Linked DNA regions of Homo sapiens: region 1 is linked to region 2. Evidence: chromatin contacts called from ENCODE Hi-C or POLR2A ChIA-PET data. All regions are on one chromosome and are shown on one strand. The core of a region is the stretch at or near the end of the contact, and the rest is flanking DNA. Distances in the headings are between cores, read along the strand shown.

Region 1 (4,895 bases), core at 640-3,139, 410 kb after region 2:
GCCTCCGTTTGGGCTGGGACATGGGTCTGTGGGCTGGGAACAGGGCCTGCAGGCTGCCCCGCCGCTGGGAATCCGAGCGCTGGGTTTTCTCCTTCTGGGGTGGGGGCAGGGAGGAGACGGCTCAAGTGCAGGAATGAAGGTCCGCTTGCCTGGGGCTGTTTCTGCCCAAGTCCTCATCAGGAATCGTCAGGCCTGAGACAAACCCTCCCTCCTTCAGGAGTGCTCCGTTGGCCCCGGGGAAAGAGAGGTGATGGTCCGGGTTTCTGGGCCTTTGGGGTGCCACGGTGAGATTGGGACTAGAACCCCAGCCTCACTGGAGTGACCCCAGAAACCTTCCAGTCCAACCTCCTCACTTCAACTGAGGTTGGAACAACTGAGACCGGGTGGAAGTGACTTTTACACTCGCACAGTGCAACGGTAGCTACTCGGAATGAGAGACCTGTTCCGGCGCTCCTCCATTGCGCCCCTCGACTCGGCGGGACTTCTTCACCCAGGGCGCCACCGCTCCTCGGCACCGCAGGAAGGCGCAGGCCGGGCCCGGGGGAGTCGGGGAGAGCGGGGTAGGGCCCCGGAGGCTGGGGGAGGAGCCGGGGGAGGAGCGATGAGGCCGGGCCCTTTAAGAGGGCGGGCCGACTCCCCCCCACCCCCCACCCCGGGGCGGCGCAGGCGCAGGCGCAGGCGGGCTCGGGGCGCTCGGCAGGAGGGACGGCGGGCGGGCGCTCACCTGCGGGGGCCGGCGCGGGGCGGGCGCCCGGCGGGCCGACGTTGACGCCCGGAGGCGAGGGCGGGGAGGCGGGCGCGGGACTCGGGGGCGGCCCGGGGCGGGAGGGGAGGGCCGGGGCGGGCGGGCGGTGTGAGCGGGCGCCGAGGGCAGCACCATCTGGAGGGGTGGGAGCGCGCGGCCTCTGGGGGGCAAGCGAGTGCGCTGGGCCGAGCCGGTCGGGGGCCCCCGGCGGGTCGCGCAGGAGGAGCGCGGCGGGCTGAGCCCTGCGCTGCCGGAGCAGCAGCCGCAGCGCGTAGGGGTTCTCAGCTGGGGCCCGCAGCAGCTCCGCGGGCTGAAGCTCGGCGTGGAGGAGCGGGGCGGGGTGGGCCCGGCGGTGCAGGAGGAGGGCGGGGTGGGCCCGGGGCTGCAGGAGCGCGGCGGCCGCGGCCACGAGCCCAGCCGGGGGGTGGTGTGGGGGCCGCCGGACGGCGCGGGCTGGGGGCGCCCGCCGTGGTGGACGGGCTCGGCGGGCTGGCCTGTGGCGCAGGAGGAGGGGCTGGGGCCCCGCGGGCAGCACCAGGAGAAGGGCGGAGGCAGCCCCGCAGTGCAGGAGCGCGGCGAGGCCCGGGCCGGGGTGCAGGAGCGCGGGGAGGGGAGCCCGCGGAGGCTGCTGCAGCAGCCCGAACCGGCGTCCGAGTCCGGGGAAGGCCCCCGCGAGCGCAGGGAGGGGCCGGAAAGTTCCGGCGAACTGGGGGAGCGGCAGTGGGAGAGCGTCGGGCGGGAGGCGGTGGTCCTGGGAGCGGCCCCGGCGCCCCGAAGCCGCCCCGAGCTGGTGGGGAGGGCCCGGCCGGTGGGGCCCCGGGGGCCTGCGGGGGAGGGGCGCCTGGGGGTGCAAGAGGCGAATTGGCTGCCCGGGGTGCAGGAGGGACAGGTGGTGCGGGCTGTCCAGGAAACCTACCTGAACGGGAAGGAGCCCCAGGAGGGAGAGGGACCCGGCGAGGGGCTCAGGACCCGGAGGCGCCGGCGGAGGAGGAGGTGGTGACTGGCAGGCCCGGGCCCCACGGTACCTCCGGGGCTGAAGGGGACGCAGGATGTAGGGGCATGGGGAGTCGGGCGCAGAAGAGTGCGGGGAACCGCTGAGCTCTGGGAGCCACTGCCTGAGGGCAGGCCGCGGCCGGCGGGAACCTCTTCTGCCGTCTCAGCCTGGGCGTCGCTGAAGCTGTGTCTGCGGGGAGGCAGCGGAAGGCGGCAGGTAAGGAAGCCCAGTCCTGTTAGCTGGAGTTGGTGTGCTTGGAAGTGAGAGGCTGCAGGTCCCTGGCGAGAGCGTAGACTCCACACTGCCCTCGTTCTTTTGGCCTTTCATCCCTGGAGGGAGGAAGCAGTGCAGTTTTCAGCGGCAAGGCAGGACCTCTCCCCCGCCAGTACTGTGTATGGTAATTGGAGTGATAGGGCATCTTCTTAGAGTCTAGGCAGCAGGCGGGACGTCTGGGTGGCTGCCAGGTCTGTGCAGAGGGAAGAGAGGGGTAGCCCCAGGGAGGAGCTGCAGGACGGTCCCCCCTCCACCTGCCCCCCGATGGCAGTAGGGGTGCCTCCATGCTATATGCTCTGCATGGTGCAGTCAACACACAAGTCCTCAAAACACGTCCCACAGAAGGGAAGAGGGCAGCGTGGGATTAACAGAACCTTATCTTGTAACCCTGTTGGTCACGTGAGCTGAGATGAGTGTGACAGCTAGTGGCTTGGGTACGGCACGAGCCTGGCCCGCTTCTGCCACGCCGTCCTGTCACAGCTGATTTACCCTGAGGGCCCAGAGCCAAGGATGATTAGTGGGCGGAAGGAGGGAGAGCAACTGGTGAGCCCTCTCGTCTCTGGGTGGGACGACCCAGCGTTAGAGGGGCGGGAGAGGAGGGTGCACTTGCACCCCAGGGCTCTGGGCTGCCTCTGTGGCCCCACCCTGGGGAGGTTTGCAGATGGGCCGCTGTGGTATCATGGGCTCTGCACCTGTCAGGACAGGAGCTCCCAGCCCAGTCTAGAGGTAGGGCTTGTAGGGGCCAAGGGTGGGGGCTGTATTTGGCTTGTTGACTCCCTCGTGGCCTGAGTGCCAGACCTACTCATTCCGCCTCGTGCCCCCAGGGGGCTTGGCGGGCTGCTTGTGGGCCTTACTCTCCTAGAGCTGTTCGCCTCTTACCTGGCACTGTCAGGTGCTTGCTTCCCCTGCCCCTGGGTGGGGATGGGTGCAGGGTTGCTGCTTGCCCAGGGCCTTAGCTAGAGGACCCTCCTCTGCCCCAGCCCGAGGTGTGGCTGTGAGTCAGATGGACCCAGACCCCTGTCCCGAACCAGACTGGGTGCTCTCCTCTGGGGGCAGAGGGAGTGGTGCTGGAGGTAGCAGCTGCTGGAGGAGCCGGTTAGCCCGCTCCTCAGACAAACTCAAACCCGCCTGTCAGCTTCATCCCATGCCTGTCGCGCTGCCACCCAAACACTCATGCACCGGAAGTTCAGCTGCTGTGCCCACGGTGCCTGACGCTTCTGGAATGGCCAGAGTGGCTCTCACTGTCTGGCTTCAGTGGAGAGAACGGTCTGTTTTAAACACATACACACAATCTTCACCTACTTATTTCAGGTCGGCGTTTTTGAACTTGTGGTAGATGAATGGGAGAAAGGCCTTGGCATCACACAGATTGCTTTTGATCTGGTTATATCGCTTACAAGCTGTGTAACTTCCTTGGGCAACATAATGTCTTTAGGTTTCAGTTTCTTGGTGTCTGCGGTGGGCCAGGACTTCCCCTGCAGTGTCGTGAGTAAAGAAACCTCAGGCCCTTTGGAGCCTGGTGCCCACCTCCCCGGAGCCCCGGCAGATGTTAGGGAGGAAGGGTCAGACTGTTCCCTCTGGCCCCTGAGCCCGGGATTAGCCCCCACCTTGTGCTTCGTCTAGAAGATGCAGTGTTTCTTTTTGTTTGTTTTAAATAACAGTTTTATTGAGATATAATGACATATGGTAAACTGAGCATATTTAAAACACACAATTTAATAAGTTGTGGCCTGTGTATATACCCGTGAAACCACCCCCACCTTCAAGATAGTGAACATCCCCCTTATTCCCCTGTCCCCAGAAGTTTTCTTGTGGAACCCCTCCATCCCCCGCTCCTCTGCCATCCCCTACCCCAGGTAACAGGCTGGTCTACTTTCTGTCACTGTGTCTGAGTTTGCAGCATTTACTGTAAACGGAATCGCGTCTTTCATTCAACAGAAGTATTTTGGAGTTTGTCCAGGTGGTTGCGCGTATCAACAGTCATTGTACACGTGTGCCAAAGTCTGTTTATCCATTGACCTGTTGATGGGTTTTCAGAGAAAGCTGCTGTGAACGTGTTTGTTAGTCTTTGTGTGGATGTACACTTTTATTTATCTTAGGTAAATCCCTAGGACCGGAATGGCTGGGTCATGTGGTAGGTACACATTTAACCTTTAAGAAACTGCCAGACTGTTTTCCAAAGTGGTTGTACATTTTATATACTCATCCACTGTGTATGAGAGTTCTGGTTTGTCCATGTCTTTGATATGTCCACATCTCGATGTGGTCAGTCTCTAATTTTAGACACTCTCATGTCTGTAGTGGTATCTCATTACAATTTTAATTTGTATTTCCTTAATGACTCATGTTGTCGGGCATCTTCTCATGTGCTCATTTGCCATACGTATGTCTTTGGTGCTGTGTCTGTTCAGATCGTTTGCCCATTTTTAATTGTGTAGGGTTTTTCGTGTTGAGTTCTGAAGAGTTCTTGATATATTCTGGATATAAGCCTTTTATCAGGTATGTGATTTACAAATCTTTTTTCCAGCTTGTGGCTTTGTATTTTGATCCTCTTAACAATGTCTTCTAAAAAATTCTCATGATCAGTAGTGCAAAATGCTGTGTTTTTGAAGAGAAGTTGTAAATTTTGATTAATTTACTAATTTGTTACTTTGTGGATTGCATTTTTGGTGTCATGTCCAAGAAATCTTTGCCTGACCCAAAGTCCCAACAGTTTTCCCCTGTATTTTCTTGTAGACATTTTATAGTTTTGGGCTTTACATTGAGATCTAGGATTCGTTTGGGGTTAATTTTTGTTACGTGGTGCAAGGTATGAATCAATGTCCAGTTTTTTGCATGTAGAGATCTAATTGATCTAGTAGCACCATTTATTAAAAAGATGTA
Region 2 (5,300 bases), core at 1,286-3,785:
CTCTATAAAAAATACAAAAATTAGCCAGGTGTGGTGGTGTGCACCTGTAATCCCAGCTACTCGGGAGGCTGAGGCAGGAGAATTGCTTGAACCCGAGAGGCGGAGGTTGCAGTGAGCCGAGATCATGCCACTGCACTCCAGGCTGGGGGTCAGAGCGAGATTCTGTCTCGGGAAAACAAAAAACAAAAAAAACCCTCCCGGAAACACAGCACCCCAGGCTCTGTTGGAAGGGAATGTGGGGCCCAGGTGCTGCTCTATCCCCTCCTCAGTCCCCTGGATCCCAGCTTGATTCCTCCACTATTCTGCCTCAGTGAGGAGTTGCTGAAGCACTGGGGGCTTCCAGAACACAGGGGTGCCTCCCTCTCCCAGGCTCAGAGGCACGGTTCTGTCATCCGACAGTCCAACCAGCAGAGCTCGTAGGAGGCAGGTCCCTTCAAACACCACCTCACCCTTTCCTCTCCAGGGCTGCTGGCCTAGCAGGCCTGCCAGGGTGGGGAAGGTGGACACAGAGGCCTGTGGGAGACACAAGGAGGCACAGCCTCTTGAGCAGGCAGGAAGTCTCCAAGTCCAGAGAGCACATCCTATTCCTGCATACAACATCCAGGAAGCTTGCCTGGGCTTGTCTCACATTTCCCTCTTGGCTGGTTAGTTTCAGGGTCATGGCTAGGATATGCCTGATATGGAGAAGCTTCTCTTGCTGGGGAAAGGTACTGACACCTCCACACAACTCACGCAGAATTTTTTTTTTTTTTTTTTTTTTTGATACAGAGTCTCATGCTGGAGTGCAGTGGTGTGATCTCGGCTCACTGCAAGCTCCGACTCCCTGGTTCAAGCAATTCTCCTGCCTCAGCCTCCCAAGTAGCTGGGATTACAGGCACATGCCACCACACCCAGCTAATTTTTGTATTTTTAGTAGAGACCGGGTTTCACAATGTTAGCCAGGATGGTCTTGATCTCCTAACCTCATGATCCGCCCGCCTCGGCCTCCCAAAGTGCTGGGATCACAGGTGCGAGTCACCGTGCCTGGCCAACTAATGAAAAGTTTAAAGAATTTATATCTAGTTTTGGATGTTAGGCATGCACACACAAGTGCATGCACACTCATACACATCATCTCCACAAGCCCCATCCTGGCTCAGCCCTATTCTGATGGGTCAGCAGGACCCCAAGGAGAGAAGGGTGGGTCCTTGGCACTAAGACAGTTCACAGTGGTTAGCTGACTCCTTCTTGCCTCCATTCTTTCAGGAACTGCATATAGTACAGAACATGACAGCGATTCGAAAAACAATATCCCAGCTGGCTGTGATGGCTCATGCCTGTAGTCCCAGCACTTCGGAAGGCTGAGGTGGGATAATCACTTGAGCCCAAGAGTTCAATAGTAGCCTGGGCAGCATAGCCAGATCCTATCTCTACAAAAATTAAAAAGATTAGCCACGCGCGGTGGCATTCGCCTGTAGTTCCAGGTACTCCAGAGGCTGAGGTGGGAGGACTGCTTGAGTCCAAGAGGTCGAGGCTGAAGTGAGCGGTGAGTGTGCCACTGCACTCCAGCCTGAGAAACAGAGCAAGACCCTGTCTCAAGTGGGAAAAAAAAAAAAAGGAATCCCTGCCCTTTCAGCCTCTCCTGTAAACAGGGATTACAGGCACGAGCTACCTCATCGGGCCTTAGTTTTTGAAGCTAGCAGAGGCCAAGATACAACAGCCTTCTAAAACAGGACCAGGGACTGGTGCTTATAAGCAGGGAATGCGGCAGAGTACGATGGCTCACGCCTGTCATCCCAGCACTTCGGGAGACCGAGGTGGGCGATCACCTGAGGTCAGGAGTTGGAGACCAGCCTGGCCAATATGGTGAAACCCCGTCTCTAATAAAAATACAAAAAAAATTAGCCGGTCGTGGTGGGGCGCGCCTGTAATCCCTGCTGCTTGGGAGGCTGAGGCAGAATTGCTTGAACCTGGGAGGTGGAGGTTGCAGTGAGCCGAGATCGCGCCTCTGCACTCCAGCCTGAGTGACAGAGCGAGACTTCGTTTAAAAAAATAAAAATAAATATATATTTTTAAAAGCGGGGAATGCAGCCTAAGTCTCTTTCCTTCCTTCCTTTTTTTTTTTTTTTCTTTTTTTGAGACGCAGTCTCGCTCTGTCGCCAGGCTGGAGTGCAGTGGCGCGATCTCGGCTCACTGCAACCTCGGCCTCCTGGGTTCAATAGATTATTCTGCCTCAGCCTCCAGAGCAGCTGGGGTTACAGGCACGCGCCACCACGCCCGGCTAATTTTTGTATTTTCAGTAGAGATGGGGTTTCACCATGTCGGCCAGGATGGTCTTGAACTCTTCCTGACTCAGGTGATCCGCCCGCCTCGGCCTCCCAAAGTGCTGGGATTGCAGGCCTGAGCCCCCGCACCCGGCCGCCGCAATTACTTCTGCACCAGCCTAATACCTCAAGTCCAGGAGCCTCAGGCCCCGCGTCTATTTCCTCCGACTGCGGCGCGGCTGATACTGCCTGAGGCGGGTGGAAGCTGTCGCGCGTCCGGACGCGACCAGTTCCCGCCCAGCAGCCGGTGCGCAGGCGCGGGCAGGGAGGGCGGCTGTGCGGGGCGCTCGCGGGCTTCAGCGAGGCGGGAGGGCGGCCCTGTTGCCCTGGAGACGCTTTCCCTGCTGCCGGCCGCGACCGCAACCCGCTAGGCCTTCATCGCGAGCTACGCCCGGACCGAGAAGCCCCGGCATGGCCACGTCCATCGGAGTGTCCTTCTCGGTGGGCGACGGGGTGCCTGAGGCTGAGAAGAACGCAGGGGAGCCCGAGAACACCTATATTCTGCGGCCTGTTTTCCAGCAGAGGCGGGTAGAGGACGGGCTGTGGCGGGGCGACCTCGAGCGCGCTGGTCTGAGGGGCGGAGCTCGCCTGGGACCTGGGCCACGGAAGGAGCGCGGGGGACGCGCGGGGTCCGCGGGGCGGGAGGCGGGAGGCCGCGAGGCGGGCGGGCGGCCCTGCTGTGACGTCCGGGCGCCCCTCCCGCTGCAGGGGCCGCAGGGGACCCCACCCGCTTCCTCAGTGTTTGGGCGCCGGGCGCGTCTTAGGGTGGCGCGGCGGGAATGGTTGGCCCTGGGAAACCCGCGATGGCGTCCTGAGTAAGGAGATGGGTAGAATAGAGGCAGGAAGCCACTCGCGTCGGATGCCGTTCAGCCGTGATTCGAGGGTGACTGTGCACACGGGTGCCAGGATGGGCTCACTCCCGGCGCGGGAGCTGCATCTGTGCGAAGTCCTACCCGGGTGGGATCTGGAGGCCCTTAGACCACCGCAGCGAGCCCTCGCTAGGATTAAGGCTCACGGGCCAGAGCAGAGGGTACTCAGCTAGGTTTGTGAGATCACTAACTTTACACACACACACACACACACACACACACACTGAAAAAAATATCAGGCTCACGGGCCAGAGCAGAGGGTACTCAGCTAGGTTTGTGAGATCACTAACTTTACACACACACACACACACACACACACACACACTGAAAAAAATATCAGGCTCACGGGCCAGAGCAGAGGGTACTCAGCTAGGTTTGTAAGATCACTAACTTTACACACACACACACACACAACACACACACACACTGAAAAAAAATGTCAGGCTCACGGGCCAGAGCAGAGGGTACTCAGCTAGGTTTGTAAGATCACTAACTTTACACACACACACACAACACACACACACACACACACACACACACTGAAAAAAAATGTCAGGCTCACGGGCCAGAGCAGAGGGTACTCAGGTTTGTAAGATCACTAACTTTACACACACACACACACACACACACACCACACACACACCACACAACACACACACACACACACACACACTGAAAAAAATGTCAGGCTCACGGGCCAGAGCAGAGGGTACTCAGCTAGGTTTGTGAGATCACTAACTTTACACACACACACACACACCACACAACACACACACACACCACACAACACACACACACACACACTGAAAAAAATGTCAGGCTCACGGGCCAGAGCAGAGGGTACTCAGCTAGGTTTGTAAGATCACTAACTTTACACACACACACACACCCCATATTTGCTTGGCAAATATGGAAAACAGGAATTTTGATTATAATGTGATACAAATTTCTTTGTTTATTTTTATTCTCTTGGTAACTCACAGAAAAAGTGATACAAATTTCATACAGGATTTTTCCCTTGGGTAGAATGAACACAGAGAAAGATACCCTCAGTTATCTTGGTAAAAGGTTCTGAATGCCCAGAATGCCATTCAGCCGTATTTTTTTATTTTATTTTATTTTATTTTATTTTGTGAAAGCGTGCAGAACAAAATTAACAACAAGTATATATTTTGTTTTGGGGGAGAGGGGAGTATGAGAAGCTCATTATTGGATGTATTGAGTTGCCTAATAAACATTCATATGGAGCATGAGTTGGAATGTGTTGAAGTTCAGTGCAGGTCCAGGTTGAAGATACACATGTGGCCTATGATTTGTCTTAATTTGTTTATATTTTATAATAAAAAATATGAAAAAGAAGGATTAAGTGGTACTAATGACAAAAAGATGGGAGAAGTTGCGGTATGAAGGTAAGCTGGGGTTGTGGAGTCACCGACTGGATGTTCACAAATTGTTCCATTCAGGTTCAGGCCCTCTGTGGTTAAAGACTGTATCCATGCTGTGCTCAAGGAGGAACTGGCAAATGCTGAATATTCTCCAGAAGAAATGCCTCAGCTTACAAAACATTTATCAGAAAACATTAAAGATAAATTAAAAGGTAATCATGGTGATAACTGGAAATGACTCATTCTCTTCACAGAGTCAGTATTACCCATTTGCCCCCTCTCCATCTTTAAACAAAGGACATTGGGGCCAGGTGTGGTGGCTCACGCCTACAATCCCAACACTTTAGCATGCCAAGGCAGGAAGATTGCTTGAGCTCTGGAGTTCAGTACCAGCCTAGGCAACATGGTGAGGCCTCATGTCTATTTTTCTTTTTTTTGAGATGGAGTTTCACTCTTGTTGCCCAGGCTGGAGTGCAATGGCATGATCTTGGCTCACTGCAAACTCCGCCTCCCGGGTTCAAGTGATTCTTCTGCCTCAGCCTCCTGAGTAGTTGGGATTACAGGCATGCACCATCACGCCTGGCTAATTTTGTATTTTTAGTAGAGACGGGGTTTCTCCATGTTGGTCAGGCTGGTCTCAAACTCCTGACCTCAGGTAATCCACCCGCCTCGGCCTCTCAAGGTGCTGGGATTACAGACATGAGCCACCGCGCCCAGCCGACCTCATGTGTATTAAAAAGCAA

Evidence for each region. Hi-C counts contacts between places; a loop is a spot of excess contacts on that map. ChIA-PET counts read pairs that join two places held with the same protein, here RNA polymerase II (POLR2A). Pooled maps may share reads with other maps.
Region 1: a loop to region 2 is called in a pooled map, with 4 times the contacts of the local background. The contact joins the promoter of TNK2 here to the promoter of TM4SF19-AS1 in region 2. A Hi-C loop is called at or near these places in 6 of 50 pooled maps. POLR2A ChIA-PET finds 5 or more read pairs at or near these places in 3 of 52 experiments (WTC11, activated T-cell and activated naive CD4-positive, alpha-beta T cell).

What each region holds. Positions count from the first base shown.
Region 1 is chr3:195,905,545-195,910,439 of GRCh38, reverse strand. It overlaps TNK2 (tyrosine kinase non receptor 2), which reads left to right and starts at 1,889. Exons shown (of 16, transcript NM_001382273.1): 1 at 1,889-1,955. TNK2-AS1 (TNK2 antisense RNA 1) reads right to left here and starts at 2,364. Exons shown (of 2, transcript NR_145450.1): 1 at 1,662-2,364; 2 at 1-575. RefSeq lists enhancers at 306-355, 3,346-3,575, 3,626-3,675 and silencers at 486-1,135, 1,186-1,375, 1,426-1,675.
Region 2 is chr3:196,315,567-196,320,866 of GRCh38, reverse strand. TM4SF19-AS1 (TM4SF19 antisense RNA 1) reads right to left here and starts at 2,535. Exons shown (of 2, transcript NR_046724.1): 1 at 2,430-2,535. DYNLT2B (dynein light chain Tctex-type 2B) reads left to right here and starts at 2,627. Exons shown (of 5, transcript NM_152773.5): 1 at 2,627-2,827; 2 at 4,636-4,769. The coding sequence starts at 2,715. TM4SF19-DYNLT2B (TM4SF19-DYNLT2B readthrough (NMD candidate)) reads left to right here. Exons shown (of 6, transcript NR_037950.1): 6 at 4,636-4,782. It overlaps LOC107986031 (a long non-coding RNA gene), which reads left to right and starts at 3,276. Exons shown (of 2, transcript XR_001740547.2): 1 at 3,276-3,893; 2 at 4,025-4,425. RefSeq lists an enhancer at 2,698-2,797 and a silencer at 2,858-3,107.